Linked DNA regions of Homo sapiens: region 1 is linked to region 2. A link is an interaction called in ENCODE POLR2A ChIA-PET data of the cell type or tissue named here. Cell type or tissue: GM12878. All regions are shown on one strand. Links, peaks and the distances in the headings refer to the core of each region. The heading gives the core; the rest is flanking DNA. Region 1 holds the start of LOC124900382 (small nucleolar RNA SNORA76). Region 2 overlaps GABARAPL2 (GABA type A receptor associated protein like 2).

Region 1 (5,376 bases), core at 294-5,293, 160 kb before region 2:
GCTGGCAGGCACCTGTAATCCCAGCCACTCGGGAGCCTGAGGCAGGAGAATCACTTGAACCAGAAGGCGGAGGTTGCAGAGAGCCGAGATCATGCCACTGTACTCTAGCCTCGGCAACAGATCAAGACCCTGTCTCAAAATAATAATAATAAAAAAAAATAGTGTTGATTCAAAGTGTGTGTCTGACATTTAATACTGAGAATTGATATTTTACTCAGCTTTTTGTTTTTTTGTTTTGAGACAGAGTCTCGCTCTGTTGCCCAGGCTGGAGTGCAGTGGTACGATCTCGGCTCACTGCAACCTCTGCCTACTGGATTCAAGTGATTCTCCTGCTTCAGCCTCCCAAGTAGCTAGGATTACAGACGTGCACCACCACACCTGGCTAATTTTTTTTATTTTTAGTAGAGACGGGGTTTCATCATGTTGTTCAGGCTGGTCTCGAACTCCTAACCTCAAGCAATCCACCCACCTTCGCCTCCCAGAGTGCTGGGATTACAGGCATGAGCCACCGTGCCAGGCCAGTTTTTTGTTTTAATAACAGAATAAAAGGTAACAGTGATTCCCTGTATATTAACACTTCCAATGAACAGCCTGTATAATTACAAAATTCTTTTCTTTTTCCTGTCTGCGGTTCATTTTGACCACATGCATTGAAATGTAATGTTATGTCTATTAAATCTTTTTTTCCCCCACACCTGTCGATAGAGGTTAAAAGGCCCACACTTGGAAGGGGCAGGTGGCCCCAGTTATACACACACACAGTGCTGTGGTGCTGCAGCCTGAGCCCCGCCGCCACAAAGAGAGGCAGTAGGGTATCTGTCGAATCTTAGTAAAAATTTAGTTATCTTTTATATTTGTTTTTCTAGTAATTCCTTTTTATTGTGTTTTTAGAAAAGTACTGGTCTGCTATAGATTGAAAATTTTAAGTTGGGGTCCTTCACTATAGATAGTAATCTGCTCTAACATTAACTTTACTGAATATGAGAGTTATATCGTGCTACAATGGAGAATGCCCTTGGTCGTAGGAGACACGTGCTAAAGTATTAAAGGCTGATGTGTCACAATGTCTACAAGTAATTCTCAAATGGTTCAGCCAAAACAAAAGAAAAACCCAGATATAGATGGTGAGAGAGAGGCAATACATTAACCAGTGGTGAATCTGGATCATAGGTATGTAGGTGTTTGTTGTAATACTATTCTTGCAACATTTCTATAAGTGTGACATTTTTCAGAAGAAGAAGTTAGAGAGAAAATTTTAATAATAAAAAGTTTTGTTCCATACCATTTGTAAAAGTGATAATGGCCAGGCAGAGTAGTACATCCCTGAAGTCCCAGTTACTTAGGAGGCCAAGGCTGGAGGATCACTTGAGCCCAGGTGTTCAAGACCAGCCTAGGCAACACAGCAAGACCCTTTCTCAAAAAAAAAAAAAAAAAAAAAAAAAAAAAAACCCAAAACAAAAAAACTGATAGTGTCAATTCTTTTCCCTAAATATAGCTTCACTAGATAAATAATTGTTGAAAACATTATTTTTAAGAATAACAATTTTAGGGAAAATTGTATTTTCAGAGAGCCTACAGGTCTAATTAATTACTGCCAATGAAAATCAATGTAACTGCCTATAAAATTATTGATTGGCACTTCCTCTGTTCTCATGCAGCTCTAAATCACAAATCTGCTATTTTCACATAATAAAATTGAAATAAATGGGGGAAGGGAAATTACAGGGATGTGGCTCTTACCTAACAGCCAGGAGACTAACTTGCTCAAGGCATTAAGCCCTTACTTAACCTATGGTAAATAAACCTTATTAATCAATCAGAAAAATATTATTAAGCTAAGAAAATAATATTGAGGCCGGGGACAGTGGCTCATGCCTGTAATCTCAGCACTTTGTGAGGCCAAGGCAGGCGGATCACGAGGTCAGGAGTTCAAGACCAGTCTGGCCAACATGGTGAAACCCTGTCTCTACTAAAACTACAAAAAAAAAGTCCAGGCACGGTGGATCACACCTGTAATCCCAGCACTTTGGGAGGCCGAGGCGGGCGGATCACGAGGTCAGGAGATCGAGACCATCCCGGCTAACATGGTGAAACCCCGTCTCTACTAAAAATATTAAAAAATTAGCCGGGCATGGTGGTGAGCACCTGTAGTCCCAGCTACTCGGGAGGCTGAGACAGGAGAATGGCGTGAACCCAGGAGGTGGAGCTTGCAGTGAGCCGAGACTGTGCCACTGCACTCCAGCCTGGGCGACAGAGCAAGACTCTGTCTCAAAAAAAAAAAAAAAAAAGAAAAAAAAAGGCCAGGAGTGGCAGCTCATGCCTGTAATCCTAGCACTTTGGGAGGCCAAGGCGGGTGGATCACCTGAGGTCAGGAGTTCAAGACCAGCCTGGCCAACATGGCGAAACCCCATCTCTACTAAAAACACAAAAATAACAGGGCATGGTTGCACAGGCTTGCAATCCCATCTACTTGGGAGGCTGAGGAAGGAGAATCACTTGAACCTGGGAGGTGGAGGTCGCAATGAGCCGAGATCGCACCCTGTACTCCAGCCTGCACAACGGGAGCGAGACTCCATCTAAAAAAAAACAAAAACAAAACAAAAAAACTACAAAAGAATTAGCTGGGTATGGTGGCGTGTGCCTGTAATCCCAGCTACTCGGGAGGCTGAAGTAGGAGAATTGCTTGAACTGGGACCCGGGAGGCAGAGGTTGCAGGGAGCCGAGATCACGCCACTGCATTCCATCCTGGGCTACAGAGCAAGACTCCGTCTCAGAAAAAGAAAATAATATTGAAACCAAATTTCTCTCCTTGTATTTTCAATTATTATCTGATTTCTGAGACTTCAATGGGGCTCATATTGCAGTCAAGGAGAGTAATAAAGGGAGACATGACTTACCAAAAGTCACAAAACATGGCAATGATCAAGTGGAACAAAATACTTAACTCATATTCCCTTGCTTCTGTTCAGCTGAGCACTTCGTAAAGCTCAAAAACTACACTGCTATATGTGAAAGGACCTTTCTCATACTCCCTGGTAATTTATAGAGCCAGTTTTCCTTGAGTTCAAGTATAACTCTCCCAAAATATTATGATGGATTGAAAAGAGGATAGATGGCTAACACCAGTTAGAGAGAGACGCTCATTTTTGAAAATGCTAGTTTCAAAGTTTTTGAAGGTTCTCTTACCTTACTTCTTCACCAGCAAAATCAAACACCTTGGTGATTTTAACTTTTTCTGTTTCTTTAGGTTTCTCTAGCTCTTCTGCTTTTACCAACAATTTACTTGAACTTGTCTCTTCAGTCTCCTCTCCTTTCTATAAAAAAAACAAGAAATGTAATGTTTCACCAAAAGATGAACCATATTGTTTACAGATACTTTTTATTTTTTTTTCTTTGAGATAGCGTCTCACTCTGTAGCCCAAGCTGGAGTGCAGTAACACAATCTTGGCTCACTGCAACCTCCCCACCTCCCAGGTTAAAGCGATTCTCCTTGCTTCAGCGTCCAAAGTAGCTGGGATTACAGGCAACCGCCACCACACCCAGCTAATTTTTGTATTTTTAGTAGAGACAGGATTTCGCCATGTTGGCCAGGCTGGTCTCGAACTCCTGACCTCAAATGATCCACCTGCCTCAGCCTCCCAAAGTGCAGGGATTGTTGGTGTGTGGCACTGCAGTCAGCCTATAGCTACTCTTAAATGTTTCATCTCTAACCAGTTAAAGGCCTATTGGAAACTTACATGATTAGAGAAGCTTATTCTCCTACCACAGGAAATGCTTTGCTTTTCACTTAGTACAATTGTTATCAAAAGGCATCTGGTCGATTTCCGTAGGCTTCAAATCTCAGTAATGTAGGGTATTTCTGGAGAGGCATTCACCTCACTAATGTCTCAACTTACCTTAACTTGTGTACTTGGGGGCACTTTTGATTTTGGTCCCACATCATTGAGGAAGCTGGCCCAGAGTTCGTCCTCCTTCTTTTTCCTGGCATCCTCTGATCCAATGCCTTTTTCCTGCTCTGCAGCGTCATCTTCCTCCTCACTACTGCTTCCCTCAGATTCTGAATTGGCATCCTCCTCTTCCTCTTCTTCTAATGAGAGGCCACCTTGTCTTCTCTTCCTAATCACCAGCAGTCACAGGAAAAAGGAAAGACAGCACAAAACGATTTCAGTTATCCCTCTCCCAATCCCAAAGGTAATCTTATAAACCCAAGAACACTTTAAATTCTGGGACTACTGGTTAATATACTGAAGTGAGTAGAAGAGTTAAGCTGAAATTTTATAGAAGAAAAAAAAAGAATTGAAAAAAAAAAAAACTGAGCTCTTAGTGCTAACTTTTCTCCAATCACTTAAAATCAAAGTATAGCGTTCTCCTTCTAAATCAGGACCAGCTGTTTTCACAAAGAAAACATCCAAATCACCTAATCACAGAATTAATCTATCCAGAAAGAATATTCTAAGAACATATTATATGTGCCAGACATTGTTGACTTTTTAAAGCTACTCCATTTGTAGAACAAGTTCTATTTAGAAGAGCCTCAACTTTATTTGCACTATTTCTTCCAAGAGTTCTCAAGGAAAAAGAAAAAAATCCATGTTTCTTCCCACTTTCGGAAGAACTGAGAGCTGGAACATAGAAAAATTCAAGGACAGGCCAGGCGCAGTGGCTCACACCTGTAATCCCAGCACTCTGGGAGGCCAAGGCCCACACAGAGATTCCACTACCTTTTTTCTCTTTTACTTCATATAAACTTTCATCACAACAAGATGAGAAAATTAGCCGGGCATGTTGGTGGGTGCCTATAATCCAGCCACTCGGAGGCTGAGGCAGGGAACTGAACCCAGGAGGCGGAGGTTGCATTGAGCAGAGATCACGCCACTGCACTCCAGCCTAGGCAACAGGGCGAGACTCTGTCTCAAAAAAAAAAAAAAAAAAAAAAAATTCAAGGACAAAAAAACTGGGCCCAAGACTTATAAGAGTATATTGCTTCTTAGACTATTTTGACTTTAGGTGAATCAATCTAATATCTACATTCTTTTTTCTTTTTCATAAATGATAATCTGCTTTTTGCTTCAATGCCCAGGAAGACAGAAACACCCAAGTGAGGTAAAAGACTTCTATGGAAGATGCCCTTATCTAAGTTAAATAACCTGTCAGAATTTTCATAATTTTCATGGGAAAAGAAGCCCATACCAGGCCTATGCCAGGCAATGGGCTAATATCTGTATTTTTAAAATTTAATTGCATATATAACCTTAGATCAAACAATTCCACTTCTAAATGTTACATTTACAGATATATTTATACATGTATACATTATATACATTTATATATTTATGTATACTTTGTATACATGTATACAAAGAATATTCACTGCAC
Region 2 (5,345 bases), core at 346-5,345:
GGCCTGGGTTGTACGCAGGGCGCAGGAGGAGGAGGGCCGGGGGCCGGGAACCGACCGGTGGGCAGGCGCGGCCGTCAGCCCCGTTTGTTTCTCCCACAGAACACAGATGCGTGGAGTCCGCGAAGATTCGAGCGAAATATCCCGACAGGGTTCCGGTGAGTGGACTCTCCGCCCCCTCACCTCGCTGTCACCTCTGTCGTCTGGGACCCGTGATAGGCCCCAGGCCATTCAACAGTTGACAAGTTGAGGTTCCAGTCCCAGTTACAGTAGCTGACGGGCCAGACCGGGATGAGGCCGCCCAGGGCCGGGGCGTGAGGGGCTCGGGCTGGTGCTGTTCAGGGTGCCTCAGTGCTGAATCTCCCGATCTAGGCCAGCGAGCCGTCTGCAGCCTCGGGGCTCCCTGGCCAATTATGTAAGGAACGATGTTCTAGGACAGGGCAACAGGTCACTGCCACTTTTGGGAATGGTGGTGGAGGGAGACTGTCATTTTGGTCTTGGAAGTGGTACTTGAGTCTCAGGACGTTCATCTTTTACTTTGTCTCCATCTTTACCTAACTTCTAGCTCCGTTATCTCACCTTGACCCTGTCATCCTTGCCTGACCAAAATAATGTGAAAAGCCGCTGAAAACCCCTTCTGCCATATTTTCTTCTTAGTCAATAATAAATATAATGTTATATTTCTTCCATGGTTGGGGAGATAGTTTTGTAATCGTTATTAATTTTTAATGGACATTAAGGCCTGTTATTGTAGCTCTTTGCTTGTGAATAATTTGTCTGGGGAAAGGAGTAGGAGGGACGGATTTGAAACTTGTTCAGAGAGGAGCAACAGGCCAAATGAAGAACTTGGTTCTTGGCTGGCTAAAATTCCAGGCATTCCAATTAGTCCATCCATTCTTGTCTCCTGTGTTCCTTGGGAACACAGTAGTGTTTCCTGTAGTGTGAAGGTGGATCCATTCTGGGGTCCTGGAGTAACGGGCCATGGATGAAACCCTCCCCAGATATTCTTAGGTCTGCCCAGATAAAATGTGGAAAAGCTTAGTGGTAAGGGCTGCATTTCTCTTACATAATTGACCACAGAAAAGCACTTACTGTTTCCCTGTAACACATTTATATCAATTCTTAACCTCCAGAGCGTGTGGTTTATTAAGCCAAAGACATATTTTCTCCTGCTATGCAGTTCCCCACCCACCTCCTTGCCCACACTCTGTTCATCAGCTCCTCAGCCATGTGAGGCCAGAGCCTCGCTTTAGGAAACACAGTCCTGACCTCTCTTTACTTTCCCAGGTGATTGTGGAAAAGGTCTCAGGCTCTCAGATTGTTGACATTGACAAACGGAAGTACTTGGTTCCATCTGATATCACTGTGGCTCAGTTCATGTGGATCATCAGGAAAAGGATCCAGCTTCCTTCTGAAAAGGCGATCTTCCTGTTTGTGGATAAGACAGTCCCACAGTCCAGGTGAGAGGTGTTTACTAGATGGGCCCTCTGGTATTAGACATCTGGTTGGCTGCTTACGGAACTCCAAAACTTTGGAAGTCTGAAAACTCTTAGGGGTCCTGACTAGAAATCTGGATTTTATGCTCCCTGACATCAGGGGCTCCAGGAAAATAATGGCTGCAATACATAAGAGTGCATTTTGGATTCAGAAAATAGAACAAGGCCTGGACTTTTAAAAAAATGATGAAACTCAGCCTAAGATCTCCAAGAATCTTTTAAAACGGTTGAGAACTTATTTAGTCTTAAGCTATAGGTAGAACTGAGGCCTGAAATGAGGTTTTCTTCCCTGAAGGCAGTCCTGGCATGCTCCTCCACTGGGAGCCTGTGGGCCCTGCTGAGGCTCACTCAGTTAATCATCCAGTTTGCTTGCTCCCAAACTTGGTCAACTCTTTGACATTGTAAGAGTCTATAGCTGCCTGATCCTCAAGTCTGACAAAATGACTGCGGCACAGTAAAGGGCTCTGAAGTCTCTTTACAGACTTATACCTCCCTTGGTAGCACTTGCTTTGACTGTCAGACTATTGTGCTGCCTGGAAGCAATCTTTGGGACTGTAACTTGTGGCCTGAATGTAGGCAGAGGCATTAGAATTCCCGTTTTCTGTGTGTTTGACAGCCCAGCTTTAGTCCCCTGTGGAAAAAGGAAAGTGGATGGGCTCCGTCTAACCTCCTGGTCAGTCCTTTCCCGTTACTGAGTGGGTAGTTGTAGGCCCTGATCCAGATTCCAGCCCCCACCTCTCCCCTGAGTGTGAGTTTCTGGCCACATCTTATCTTTGTGACCCAATCTAGGTTTCATTTACCACTCCCAGAAGTAATACTTCTAAAAGTGAAGGCTCTCAGAAGCCCTGGGAACTAGCCCAATGTTGTCCAAATAGGTTCCTGTTGAAAATCCTTGAAGACTCCAGAAGAGGCCTGTGCCAAATTCCAGACCTTATTTCTGTTAAAGGTGGAAAGCTCTGGCCATTTTTTGGTCTGATTTCCTCTTTCCCAGTGTCCTCCACCTCTACTTCCTGGTGTCTGATAGAAAGGCAGGGGAGAAATGGAAGCTCCTTCCCTAAGGCCAGTATTCAACCTGAGGAGACACCCCAGGGCCTGCCCACTGGACGCCATTGGTCTGCCACAGCTGTAGCTCTGGAAGCTGTGGTGTTGCTTGAGGAGATCTTGTCACCCATGGGGCTCTTCTAACCTTCCTTCCCAGGCCTCTGGGCTGTGTCTTCACCAGGGGAGGAAGCCTTGGGCATCCGTGGTTACCCTGGGCTTTCCTTAACGTGTTTGGGGAGGTAATCTTCTTTCATAACATCTGCAACTTCTACAGAGCCTTGGTGACTCTGTGTTTTGTACTTCCTGGAGGTGTTGGCTTAGTGGGAGAAAATAAGTGACTAGGACCTATGGCATTGAGTTTATTTTCCTCAATTCTGATTCTCTGGTTCTTCTCAAAGGAAATGAAGCAGGCTTCTGGAGACCTTAAGATTACTCAGATGGCTCCACAGTAATCTAGCAATTAAAATGGCTACAGGTCTTATCAACTTCCCCTCCCCCGTTATCCCTGAGATAGAAATAGAATTGGAAATGAAAAATGATTTTTCAGGGCAGCAGAGACTGTTTCAAGCCATTTTCTCTCCAAGTCCCATTTGCCTTTCCAGTGTGGTGAGAATCAACCCTAAAGCAGATTACACTGGTAACTCAAGTCAGGATTTTAGGGCCGAGTAGCCAGAAATCCAGCTCCTGACCCTTCAGGATTTAGAGTCACCAGCTAGGGCCCTTTTGCCCAGGCTGTCAGCTCTTTGGCCCCAGTTAATGACTTATCACCCTACACTTAATGCAACTGTTTATTTTGGGGTTTTATTCTCAGAAGTAATTTTTTTTTTGAGACAGAGTCTCACTCTGTTGCCCAGATTGCAGTGCAGTGGTGCAATCTGAGCTCACTACAATCTCTGCCTCCTAGGTTCAAGTGATCCTCTCACCTCAGCCTCCCTAATAACTGGGACAGGACCACAGGTGCATGTCACCACACCGGGCTAAAAATATAAATTTGTTTCTAAACATAAGAGGCGTGTGACATCATTGGGCTTTATGCAATATATAAATCACCCATAAACATAAAAAGTGCTACAGGGTCCTTCCTAAAGCTGGCTGTGATTCAGCTTCACCATCTCTTCCCCAAGACAATTTAGCAGCCTCTTCCTCAGGTCTTTTCAGCTTCCTTAGGGGAGCATGGAGCCTCCCTTAACCTTCATGCAGTGCTTGCTGGCTTCAAAGAGTGGCTGGGGAAATTAGAGAAGGGACGAATTCAGGCCTGCAGGAGCCCTCCCTCTCCGGTGACTGACTGGTCTGCATGAAGATCAATTATGTCTGAGGCTGAAGGGGAGTGAGTTCTCAGTTATTTCTGCCTTGGAGTGGAAAACAGGCGGTCACCATGTAAAGTGTCATGATTTTTATTTAGAGTAGTTAGTATTAAATATTGATTCTATAAATAGAGACAGAGGCAAGTCCCTAAGTTTTACTTCCTAAATTCTAAGTTCTTGTTTCATTTAAAAAAGAGGGAATCACAATGGCCTTTTCCCATTTAGCATTGGAAAGTTGAATTCTCTGCCTAGGTGCCAGCATCAAGAATCAGGCCAAAAACGGAATGGGGAACCATGCCTTTGTTCAGACAGAACTTCAGAAAAAACATCAGTGTACAAGTTTCCTAGTCATGACGTTAGAGGGGAACTCAGACCTGGCAGTGAATGGTCTTTGGTCTTTGTTTGTTTAGAACATAGATAAGAGTCTTGTTAATCCCCTGTTTAAAATAGAAACAGGAGTATATCATTAAATATAATATCTCTAAGATATTATTTTTTATTGTTGTTGAGACAAGGTCTTGCTCTGTCACCCTGGCTGGAGTGCAGTGGCACAGTCATAGCTCACTGCAGCCTTGAACTCCTGGGCTTGAGAAGTCCTCCTACCTCACCAGGTTGGTCTCAAACTCCTGGCTACAGGTGATCCTCCTGCTTTGGCCTCCCAGAGTGCTGGGATTATGGGTGTTACCCACCATGCCTGGCCAGATATTATAACTGACATTGGGAAACCTGTGCTGTTTAAGAATATGGTGTTTATTTGCTTCTGGATCTTAAAGAGATCTTCAGTAAAAGGAAGTTGTGATGTTTTGGAAATGAAAAGTGATTTTCAGGGCAACAGAGACTGCTTCAAGGCCATTTTCTCTCCAAGTCCCATTTGCCTTTCCATTCTGCTGAGAATCCACCCTAAAGCAGATTATACCAGTAACCCAAGTCAGGATTTTAGGACAGAGTAACCAGAAATCCAATTCCTGACCCTTCAGGCCCAATTAATGACTTCTCACCCCACACTTAATCATCCTTTATTTAGAAATGTGCTTAAAGCACTTTGATCATTTCTGGGTAAATACCTCTTTAAGGACAGGACTTTTTTTTTTTTTTTGGAGACGGAGTTTCACTCATGTCGCCCAGGCTAGAGTGCCCAGGCAGTGGCGCGATCTCAGCTCACTGCAACCTCTGCCTCCCAGCTTCAAGCGATTCTCCTGCCTCTGCCCCCTAGTAGCTGGGATTACAGGCGACTGCCACCACGCCCGGCTACTTTTTTTGTATTTTTAGTAGAGACGGGTTTTACCATGTTGGCCAGGCTGGTCTCTTAACTCCTGACCTCAGGTGATTCGCCGACCTTGGCCTCCCAAAGTGCTGGGATTACAGGCGTGAGCCACTGCTCCCGGCCTAGTTGTTCTTTTTATCAGATAAATATGTTCTGTCCTAGGCCGTGTGTGGTGGCGGTCGCCGGTAATCCCAGCTACTCGGGGGCTGAGGCAGGAGAATCGCTTGAAGCTGGGAGGAGGAG

The links. Peaks named below come from ENCODE experiments on the same cell type or tissue, not always from the same donor. Only the 100,000 strongest peaks of a DNase experiment are listed, where the experiment ranks them.
Region 1: POLR2A ChIA-PET joins it to region 2 with 15 read pairs; 6 of 35 experiments call an interaction of 5 or more read pairs at or near these places.

What each region holds. Positions count from the first base shown.
Region 1 is chr16:75,408,639-75,414,014 of GRCh38, forward strand. It overlaps CFDP1 (craniofacial development protein 1), which reads right to left. Exons shown (of 7, transcript NM_006324.3): 3 at 3,897-4,116; 4 at 3,187-3,314. It overlaps LOC124900382 (small nucleolar RNA SNORA76), which reads right to left and starts at 828; the gene lies at 694-828. In GM12878, for the core only: no CTCF peak of the experiment used is centred there; no DNase peak of the experiment used is centred there.
Region 2 is chr16:75,566,753-75,572,097 of GRCh38, forward strand. It overlaps GABARAPL2 (GABA type A receptor associated protein like 2), which reads left to right. Exons shown (of 4, transcript NM_007285.7): 2 at 100-155; 3 at 1,285-1,457. Among named protein-coding and RNA genes, the nearest start is that of GABARAPL2, 3.0 kb to the left of the region's middle. RefSeq lists a silencer at 1-99 and enhancers at 89-842, 2,643-2,742. In GM12878, for the core only: no CTCF peak of the experiment used is centred there; no DNase peak of the experiment used is centred there; H3K4me3 peaks cover 4,167 bases; H3K27ac peaks cover 3,855 bases.